Regions from separate parts of the Mus musculus genome. Here region 1 is linked to region 2. Evidence: chromatin loops called from intact Hi-C (ENCODE). Cell type or tissue: heart. All regions are shown on one strand. Each heading gives the region's core, and the rest is flanking DNA. Links, peaks and the distances in the headings are about the cores only.

Region 1 (5,382 bases), core at 55-5,054, 62 kb after region 2:
CTGATTTTTCAGGGCAGCCTTCTAAACTATGAGCTATATGCCCCCACCCCTTTTTTTTTAGGTATTACCATCCTCAGGTACTTTACCATAGAAAAAGAAAGTAGATGACAGCTTGACTTTTAGTATTAAGTCATATATATATATATATATATATATATATATATATATCCCCTGATATTTGATTTACAAAAGATATTCTCATATTCCTTGTGATTTTATTCTTATTATTTAAGGTTTCTCTTTTTTACAATTATATGCATTGTGTGTGTGTGTGTGTGTGTGTGTGTGTGTGAGTGTATGTGTGTATATGTGTGAGTGTGTGTGTGTGTGTGTGTGTATGTGTGTGTGTATGTATGTATGAGTGAGTGTGTGTGTATGTGTGTGTGTGTGTATGTATGTGTGTGTATGTATGTATGTGTGTGTGTATGTATGATTGTGTGATTGTGTGAGTGTGTGAATGTGTGAGTGTGTGTGTGTGTGTGTGTGTGTGTGTGTGTGTGTGTATGTGTACTGTGTACATGTATAAAGGAACTCATTCTTTCTCATTCTTTTCTTCTCTGGTCTTAAGCTCAGACCATCAGTCCTGGTGGAAAGGATCTTTACCAGCTGAACCATCTCAACTCAAGTGGCTAGTTTTTGTTTTGTTTTTTGTTTGTTTGTTTGATGTATTTACTATGTGAAAAAACTAATGTAAGTGTTCATGAGTCTCTACACAGTATTGAAATGCAATAGGGCACAGCCTATATTATGACCTCTTTATATACTAATGCGACTAATTTTTTTGCCTTTAGTTATTGTACAAAAATAGAATCTAGTGAGCAAGACATGCAGACTCTCACAGGAAATTCAGTCTCTACAGTGAGGAGTTAGAACAGGGCATGAGCTGAAGTGGCCAAATAACTTAATGAAGCATTAAAAAATAAAAAGGTTCCAATTTGTTTTTCCAACATAATAGGTTTTTTTTTTAAGTCATGTTAAAGTAATGTGCTATTAAAAAATATCATTAACATTGGTCACAGATGTTAAGTTTTCAAAGTTACTGAAGGTAATTTTGACTTTTAATATAGCTTTAAATAATAATAAAAATATATCAGGTTTGCTTATCAAAGGAAATTTTACAGTTATAACTGGGGTATGTATAAATAAGGACCTAAGTTCAATCCCCCAAGAACTGCCTCCCACACATACACAAATAGAAAGTACAGCAAATTTGTAAACATTCTAACAAAATTAAGTAGGCAATATTAAAGAAAGGCCATATCTGAAGTCTTTGATGTTCGGTGAATTTTGGCTTTGATTGGGAATCACAGAAGTTCTCCAGAGGAGGAAGTCATTGCACAGTTCAAACCAACCTGACAGACAGGACAAATTAGACAGAAAACCTGACATGTGATAGCTACATGAGGCTTCCTGAGTGTATTCTATTTCCTTAATAGTATCCTCTGGCACAAGGTTTTATTAGTGTGATAAAGACCAATTTATATTGTGTTCATCTGTGTGTGTGCCTGGGTGTGTGCATGTGTGTGCTTGTATCCTTTGTGTCCTTGCTAAGAAGCAATTATATATTTCATGATTATAAAGATTTCTTCCTTTGTTTTTCTCCCAAGTTCCATAGCTTTTTCTTACATGCATACCAATGATTCCATTTTGAATGGATTTTTCCATATAGACTGCGTACAATCTTTAAACATATATACCATATCTATACACATATACATGAATGTAAATTAAACTGGGAGCTGAAGAGATGGCTCAGCAGTTAAGAGCACTGGCTGCTCTTCCAGAGGACCCTGGGTTCAATTTCCAGCACCCATATGTCAGCTTACAACTGTTTGTAATACCTGTTTCAGGGGATCCGACACCCTCATACAAACATACATGTAGTAAAATGTTAATGTACATAAATAAAAAGAAATACATTTAAAAAAGTTAAACTGAATCTATTCCTTACTCTACAAAAATGGGGGTCTGCTGCTATAATGTTTAACAGTTTAATATTTTTTTTCTATAAATATTTAAAATATAGAAGGTTGGGGCTGGAGAGATGGTTCAGCAGTTATAAGTGTGTGCTGGTTTGGCAGATGGTCTGTGTTCAGTTCTTAGGACCCCTGTCTGTCAGGTGGCTCATAGCCACCTATAAAACCAGCTGCAGGGGTTCTGCTACCCTGTTCTGTCCTCCAAAGTCATCTGCTCTCACATGTGCACATCCATACACATATATACACCTGCACACAATTAAAAAAATAAAATATTTTTTAAATATATAGAAAGTTGTTTGTATATATTTTTTCTGGTTTTACCCATATGTTAATTATATATTGATTCAGAAAATACAAGAATATTATCTAGCTGGTCGTCTAATAGTTTTGTGCCTAATGTACAAGTACAGTCTCCCAAAGGGTGGGCGAACTGAAGGGTCAGAGGCTGCTGAAAGGACCAGGTGAAGGGCACCTGGCAAAGGCTCACACTGTGCAGGTTGGAACAAGAACATTCTGCAGTCTGCTATTGCAGCCTGGTGGGAAGACAGCCAGGGATGCAGAGAGGTTGCCACCAGAGAGACTATTTGTTGTGAAAATGAGAGAAATTGGATAGTGATTCTAGGCACAAAGGAGTCACAGAACTACCCCACACAGGGGAAACCTGAGCGTGTCTGAGGTGAGGAATGGGAGCAGGGAAGAGGGAGAGCCTGAAGCTGCTCCAGAGGAGTAACAGACCTGCCTCTCAGGGGCAGGAGGAACAACCGCTGTGGGAACTTAGGTTACACATAACGCTGCCATCAGAAAACCCCGTTCCTTCCAGGAGTGACAGTCTCCACGAGGAACTTCCAGCACCAAGGCATGAATTATTAATAGCTGTGAATTAGCAGCTGTAACAAGAACGAAAATATCCAAGTATCTTCAAATTAGAGTTGGCTGAAGTTGTATTTTATTCTGTCGTAGTCCTCTTCCTATTCTGGAGTCCTGCGTTGTCTCCTCTGGCTTCGACATGGCTAGCACACGCCCATTTTAGCCACACAAAGGCTAAGGGATCCATCTAGGACCCTGAGTGATGTGATCAAGGCCCCATTTTGCAACATTTTAAGCCTCCAGCATCTCTGTGTATCCTTTCATTACATGAGCTAATGAAAGGGCAATCTGTCTCTTCTTTATGCAACTCTACACAATACTAAGTAAAACTCATTAAAACTCCCTTCCCAAGGAATAATATTTTGATTACGAGAGAAATGCGAATTATGAAAGAAAATGTTTGTGTCTCACAGCTACACGGGGCCAATGTTAAAGTTCTGTGACAGAGGACAGCGAGCAGGTTCTGACATGTGGGTCAGCCTTCTTCCCACACGGCATTCCCTGCAAGAAGCATTTTCTCAGCAAGCACACGTAACTGCACCGCGTTCACTGCGTGTCTCGTCTTCCTCTGACGTATTTGTTTTTTCTGTTCCTCTTTGCCACCCTCCTTCTCTCCTGAATCCCCTCCTTGTTTTCTTTACCGGATCCTGTTGTAATAAGAGGGTTTTGTTTCTTAAACTGATCTGGAAAACTTCCTTCCTGGCATTGAGATTCCATCTTCAGATGTCATAGTGAGAGATCATGGTCCATCACTGGCTGCAGGGAGTCCGGGACGCTGAGGAACAGGGGAGCCGTAGTCTCGCCTTGTGGGCCGGCTCACAGACACTTCAAGAACACTGAGTGGTCTAGTGTGTGTCAACAGTGGCTGCACTGTTCTTTCCTACAACACCCGGGCATTAACATGCGAGGGTTGTAGTTCCAAACCTGTCAGGATTCTCTAACCCGTGCGCTCTTTTTGACAAATCAGTGGGTTTTCTAAAGAACTTAATTGCTCAAACAGAGGTGGATTGTGAGGGAATGCCAACTTCCTTGATCAAAATCTACTTCTCCTGGGCTATTGCACACCTATATCTTTCCAAGTCAGGTTTTGTTCAGTCGCCTCCTTGTCTTGAGACACTAGAGACATAATAAACGATGTTCATAAATATCTCTAGGGAGGCAGGAGACCTGTGTATCTTAGTGTAACTTGCCTATAAAACAGATCATGAGAAAGGGATATTAACCTCTGGGGGCTTGTTTAAATAAAACCTTAATTTGCAACAGAGTATGCATGCCAATAAAAAAAATCAGAATTTTTGTCCTTGAGAAGAGTTATTGGGAGCTGGGGAGATGGCTCAGTTGGTAAAGTGCCTGCCACATAAGCATGAAGACCTGAGTTCAGATCCCTATAACCTACATTTGCAAGGTCACTCACTTAGGAATCAGGACACACTGGGGCCAGGGGCCCAAATGCCAAGACCCCAAGGAATCCCACCTTATATCAGTGTCAGACTGGGGACCAAGACTGCAGCCCAGTGTTCAACTCAGACTGTGGCTCTGCCTTTTGATGTAGGCTCTCATAAAGAGAAATATATTGAGAACTCAAGAATGTGTCAGAACATTGGAAATAATATTCCCTCCTTCACCTCAGCTCCTTCTCAGTCTCTTTAAATCTCTGTTTGACTCTAATGAATGGTAGAACAGACTAGACTGAAGTCAGTAGAAAGAGCTGAGTGTGAGTCTTTAGATAAAGTGACCACAGATGTGTCTATAGGAGGTACCTGGTGCATTTCATTCATCTATTGCTTTGTTGAGTGTACACTGACTAAGTCACTGTTATTTGCAAGGCCATAAGTGGGACCAGATTCTGCAGACTAGAGAATCTCACACTGTAGTGTTGGAAACAAACATGACAAAGAAACAAACTACAGCCTGGAAGATATCCAACTTCTCTGCAGTCAGAGGAAAGGGCTTCCAAGGCCAAGGGGGTCACACAGGAAATAGAATTTGGCAGGTTTGGAGAGCTGAGTTCTTCCTAGTACCTAGAACAGAATTTGTGGAACTTTCACAAACACACACACACACACACAGAGCTGAGTTCTTCCCAATACCTAGAACAGAATTTGTGGAACTTTCACACACACACACGCACGCACGCACACACACACACACACACACACACACACACACACACACACACACGCACGCGCACTCGCGCCTTATTCAAATGCAGATCCCAATGCTGGAGGTCAGAAACGAGACTGAAGCCGGGCAGTGGTGGCACACACCTTTAATCCCAGCACTTGGGAGGCAGAGGCAGGTGGATTTCTGAGTTCGAGGCCAGCCTGCTCTACAAAGTAAGTTGTCCAGGACAGCCAGGGATACACAGAGAAACCCTGTCTCGAAACCCTCCCCCCCCCCCCACCCACAAAAAAAAGAAAGAAAGAAAGAAAGAAAGAAAGAAAGAAAGAAAGAAAGAAAGAAAGAAAGAAAGAAAGAAAGAAAGAAAGGAGACTGAACGTCTCCCTGGCTCCAAGCCCTCGGTAACTGGTGATGT
Region 2 (5,382 bases), core at 264-5,263:
GAGCGGGCGTGACAATTGGTGGCCCGTACGGGGAACCGACTCCCCCACCGAGTTCAGAACTTTCAGCAGTCAGTGGTTGCCAGCAGGGTAAGTTCACGGTGAGTGAAACTTGCAACCCCAGGAGTTTGGGAAGGACCTCGGATAAAATAGAGGTGAGCATAAAGTTGCCAGGAAGTAGGCACAAAGTAACCCAGGAGTTTGGGAAGGACCTCGGATAAAATAGAGGGGAATATAAAGTTGCCAGGAAGCAGGCACAAAGTAACGATAGGTTCCCGGTTTTGGGATAAGTTAAGGTTCCCGGTTTGGGGACAAGTTAAGGAACTATGATAACCTCAGTGTAGTGATCAAGAGATCCTCGCTGTGTAGTTATGTTTTTTTCTCCCATTGACCCTTTGTGGGTAGGTCTGATAGTTTTGGTCTTGTTTGTTCTGATATATGGACTCTGTTACTGTTTGAAACTGTGTGTAGAGGCAGTCAAGACAGGTCAGAAAATCCTTACAGAGCAACAAGAAAGTATGTCGGAAAAGGAGAAGGGCTTAAAAAGAAAAAGGAAAAAGAAAGACAGTGTTATCAGGTGGACAGAAAGGACAAAATAAAAGAGCCGAGGTGGAGGAGGAAGGCGAATTAGCTTTTGTGCCGCCTCCCTATGCCTCCTCAGCAGCCACCTGTAGGTGGACCTTCTGTCCGGAGATTTGGAGAGGATCGACCAGATCAGGTGTTGACGTGGGCGAGAGGGTCTGTTTGTGTGTTTCCACAGGACCAGACGGAACCTCTTTGGGTGCCGGAGAGATTGGTGAGACGCTGCAAGAATGAGGCTCCTGATCCAGTTGCCCCTGTGGATATGGTGGATGATCCCACAAACACAAAGGATGGAGTCGAGATGAGAGATCCTTTCGTTATTCCAGAAGCCGATACCAGCTCGACATGACATTCAAATTTTTCCACGCTTTTTGATCCCTGAATTCCCCTTAAAGAGATAGCCCCGATGGCCATCTATCCCTTGCTTCAGGGAAGATGAGTGGGGATGAGAGCCCTGGGATGTATGCTTGTAATAGTGTGTGTGTTTGGCACATGTGTTAGGTGCAGCGTGTGCAGGCCCGCACTTTCGCCATGGTAGCATAGGCTTTTGCTGCAGTGGAGGCGGGACAATCTCCTCAGATTTGGTTTGCCGCTCTAAAAGAAATTATGCTGCGTTATGCCGTGGGGTGCGAGGCTAAGCACTGCACAGAGGATAGCTTGCTGTTGGCATCCTGTGGAAGGCATGTCTGATTGCATGAAGGTTCAGTGTCCTAGTTCCCTTCCCCCAGGAAAAACGACACGGGAGCTGGCCAAGACCTCTCTGGGTGATGAGCCTAAGGGATGGTTTTGTGTAGGGCCCCTATGCTTGCACACTGGGGATCAGACCTCTACCTTCACCCATGAGGCTTGCTTGCAGCGATTAAGATCTGGCCATAGATTAATCAACATCCTGGCCTTTTGATGCACCTGCCACAAGCAAAACACAATCTCCCCAGGTGTGGCTTGGCATGATAGAGAGGTAGTCAGTGATAAGACTCCCTGGGCATGTCACCAACCTAAGACAGGGATCAAACCAATGCTGTTTGTCACCCAAGGACGGGTAAGGGGCATGGCTGCGGGGGGCTATCTACAGACATTCTCTCTGCCAAAAAAGAAAAAAGGGGGAATTGTGGGGAGCGGGTGTGGCGGCAGTCCCAAAGGCGCCAGGGACTGCAGCTAAGTCATATGACTTGCACCTGACTTCCTCATATAAGACACAAACATCTTGAGTGCTGCGCAGGTGTACCAGGATACAGGTGAATCCAATTTGGTGGAGATTTGCCCCTGCTGCCCTGATTAGCTGAAGCTGCATGCCTGGTGAGGTGGCGTGGCCTGCTGTGCGTGGATGGGAACTGAGAGTATAAAAGAGTGAGAGGCCCAGGGTTCAGGGGAGATATAAAAACAAGGGAGATATAAAAACAAGGGAGATATAAACAGGGGAGATATATAAACAAGGGAGATATAAACAAGGGAAATATAGAGAAAGAAGAAACAGGACTGAATAAACGTGTGCAGAAGGATCCTGCTGTGGCGTTGTTCTTGCTGGCGAGTTGGGGGCGCGCTCGAGAATTACATGGCGTTAGTTCCAGAGCATGCACGGCTGCGGCAAACAGCTCAGAGAGCTAACATGCCACTGGCCCACATTTTAAGCATATTATCTTATTTCAGAAACTCCAGAAGCCCAAACATTTCCCCAATTTACAGAGTTTAAGGACTATTACTCCATCTCCAACTCTGCATCCTTCATTATCTCCCTTTATTAAAAAGAAATAAATGATGGGGCCAGTGAGATGGCTCACTGGGTGAAGTGTTTGCCGCACAAACACAAGGACTGAAGTTCCAGCCCTATGTTAATGGGCACCCGTGTAAATGCCAAGTGGTTGTGGCAGCCTGCACAGCAGGCAGACACAGGATCCCCAGAACAAGATGGCTGGCAACACTATCCAAATCTACATGCTCTGGATTCAAGAGAGATCTGTATTTTATATATAAGGTGAAGAGAGATAGAAGAAACACCCTACATTGACCTCTGACCTCCACGTGGGTTCATGTATGTGTGCATGAATATAAGCTTGAGTGCACATGCGCGCACACACACCAAGAGAGATCATTTTTAATTACCTTCTCCAAATGCTTTCCTCTGTTCTCATTCATTCATTCATTTGAGAGAAGGCCTCACTATGTGACCCAGGCTAACCTTGAACTCTTGGTCTTCCTGTTTCAGCCACGAAAGCCTTGGGATTATAGGGTTAGAAGCCCCCACTCCTTTCTTAGCTTTTCCCTCAAATTAGAACCAGAGGCCTGAGGATGTAGCTCACTGGCAGAGCAATCGCTAAGAATGTAGCAGATCCTGGAATCAAGCCCTGGTACTGTATAATAAATAAATAAGAACCTAAAAGCGAGATTCTGGCAGTCCCAGACCCGTGTTAACTTCCAGAATGTTCTGACTGTGTTCTAAGATGCACCTGTGGTCTTGAGGTCATGATTACCTAGGGCAGCCTGCCTTAGAGAAACATGTGGTTGTTATTTTTTTTAAACACATTTCATGTGTGCAGGGGTCATTTAAAAGCACATTTCACAATCAGACTTGATTGTATCGGCCTCTGTGCCAACACACCCACGCCGTCTTCAGAATGTGGCCCCAGGGAAGTTCAATTAGGAAAACCAGAAAAACGGAGCTTGCCCACTGGAAACAATCCTGCTCCATCTGTCCCAGAAAAACAAGGGTGCTGACTGCACAGGGTCTGGCTTCTCCTTCAGACAACTGGGGCCGCTCACTGCCCTACGCCGTGACCACCACTGGGTGAGGGGTCAGTCACTGTACTGGGGGTTGAGGGGAATCTAGTCTTGTGTTTGTCACTCTTAAACTAATGAGGGCAGCCATCTTGGCCTAAGCTATCAAAAGACTGGCGCAGAGGCTTCAGAGGTCCCTGTGTCCTGTTGTACCCCTCTTCTTCTCCTCAGCACCCCCTGACTGCCTTTCTCACTCAAAGCAAAGCCGAGTTCATGCCATAACCCCATGGCTTCTACTCCCCTGTTCTGATGGTCTCCTGCTTCTCACGTGCTTCCTGTAAAGCTGGCCAACCACACCCCAACATCAAGGGTTCTCTATTGCTATTCCTTCAGGTAAAAATACTCATCCCTGGTGTCCACATGTCTCGGTCCTTGCTCTTCCTCTTTGACCTAGATGTCATGACAGTGATGCCTTTCCCGACAACATAGCATCTCTGCTCCTCACCATTGAGCCACCACACTCATCTCTCCCAAATTCTCTGACTCCACTGCGTTCGTAACCTCTAAGTGTAACATGTAGCTTATTTATTTTCCACCGGCCATCTCCCGCTTCACTTCTTGAGAACAACTTTCTTCTGTCTGCTTTGTTTCCAACTCTGTCTCCTAGAACCTCAAATGCCTAGAGAATAGTAGTTGCTCAGTAAGAACCGATTTTTTATTAGATATTTTCTTTATTTACATTCAAATGTTATCCCCTTTCCTAGTTTCCCCTCTGAAAATCCCCTATCCCCTCCTCCCTCTCCTTGCTCCCCAACCCACCCACTCTCACTTCCTGGCCCTGGCATTCCCCTAGACTGGGGCATAGAACCTTCACAGGACCAAGGGCCTCCCCTCCCATTGATGACCGACTAGGCCATCCTCTGCTACATATGCAGCTAGAGCCATGAGTCCCACCATGTGTTTCCTTTGATTGGTAGTTTAGTCCCAGGGAGCTCTGGGGGTACTGGTTAGTTCATATTGTTAAGAACCGATTTTTTAAAGCAAATAATTGGCTGAAGGGGATGCTTAGGAAATAAGCTAGAAAATGCCATGCAGGAATTGTTTGGGCGAGAACAAAAGGCAGATCATCTTTAGTGACAGAAACCCAGCTGACTCTCTGGGGAATGCGGTACTTAGTTTCACAGGGTAGAGGCACTTAACCAAGTTAAAAGAAAGAAAGAGTCAATTGAATTGAGTATAGCTAAAGAATGTTCCCTGGGGAACTACAAGAATGGGTTCAGAAAAGGGAGGGTACAGAAGCCAGGATGGCAATGGCCAGATGGCTGCTCCTGTCAAAGTCTGGTGCTTCTCTTTCCTTGTTTAGGTGGTGGGGTGCCTCTGGCAAGTAGAAGCAGAAGACTTAACTGGATTTATGTTTTAAGGCAACCTTGTTGGAAGTCCTAAGAAAACAGTATCAGAGAAGCAGGGATTGGAGGAAGGAAGAAGTGCTTCACTGCAGCTGCACTAATACAATGTAACAACTACAGCCCGGCAGGTGTGATTGTGGGTGTGGCCAGAGAGAGAGAGAGAGAGAGAGAGAGAGAGAGAGAGAGAGAGAGAGAGATTTAGTTCAGAAGCCGTCCACATCACAAGAGAGAGGGAGAGAGAGAGAGAGAGAGTGTTTTAGTTCAGAAGCCGTCCACATCACGAGAGAGAGAGAGAGAGAGAGAGAGAGAGAGAGAGAGAGAGAGAGTGTTTTAGTTCAGAAGCCGTCCACATCACAAACTCATCACCATCACAGACTCGTCACTGATGGAGAGATGGGGCTGGCTGGAGCAGATGAAAAAGTATAAAGAGTCCCCCAAGTGTCATTGTAATTAATGATGTAAATATATAAGCTCACCAGCCAATAATTGACTGAGAGAGAGCCCAATATGCCTCACTAATCCCCGCACTAGGGAGACAGCTTAGAGTAAAACAGAAAAGTCCTAATTTGGGAAGCCTATAACCAGGAAATGAGAGTGTCAGTAAATAAGTAAGGGGATAATAAAAGCTATAGCAAGCTTTACGGAGGGACTAGAATATGATAGAGAGATGGGTCCCGTTTGGTTT

What was found. A loop is a pair of places that touch in the nucleus more often than their neighbours do. Peaks named below come from ENCODE experiments on the same cell type or tissue, not always from the same donor. Only the 100,000 strongest peaks of a DNase experiment are listed, where the experiment ranks them.
Region 1: it touches region 2 in a loop (2.5-fold over the local background); 4 of 42 quality-filtered maps call a loop at or near these places.

Annotation. Positions count from the first base shown.
Region 1 is chr5:74,719,169-74,724,550 of GRCm38, reverse strand. Gm15984 (a long non-coding RNA gene) reads right to left here. Exons shown (of 4, transcript XR_001784879.2): 4 at 5,313-5,382. Among named protein-coding and RNA genes, the nearest start is that of Lnx1, 19 kb to the right of the region's middle. In heart, for the core only: no CTCF peak of the experiment used is centred there; no DNase peak of the experiment used is centred there; H3K27me3 peaks cover 815 bases.
Region 2 is chr5:74,781,873-74,787,254 of GRCm38, reverse strand. No RefSeq gene overlaps it. Among named protein-coding and RNA genes, the nearest start is that of Lnx1, 82 kb to the right of the region's middle. In heart, for the core only: no CTCF peak of the experiment used is centred there; a DNase peak (open chromatin) is centred at 3,224; H3K27me3 peaks cover 277 bases.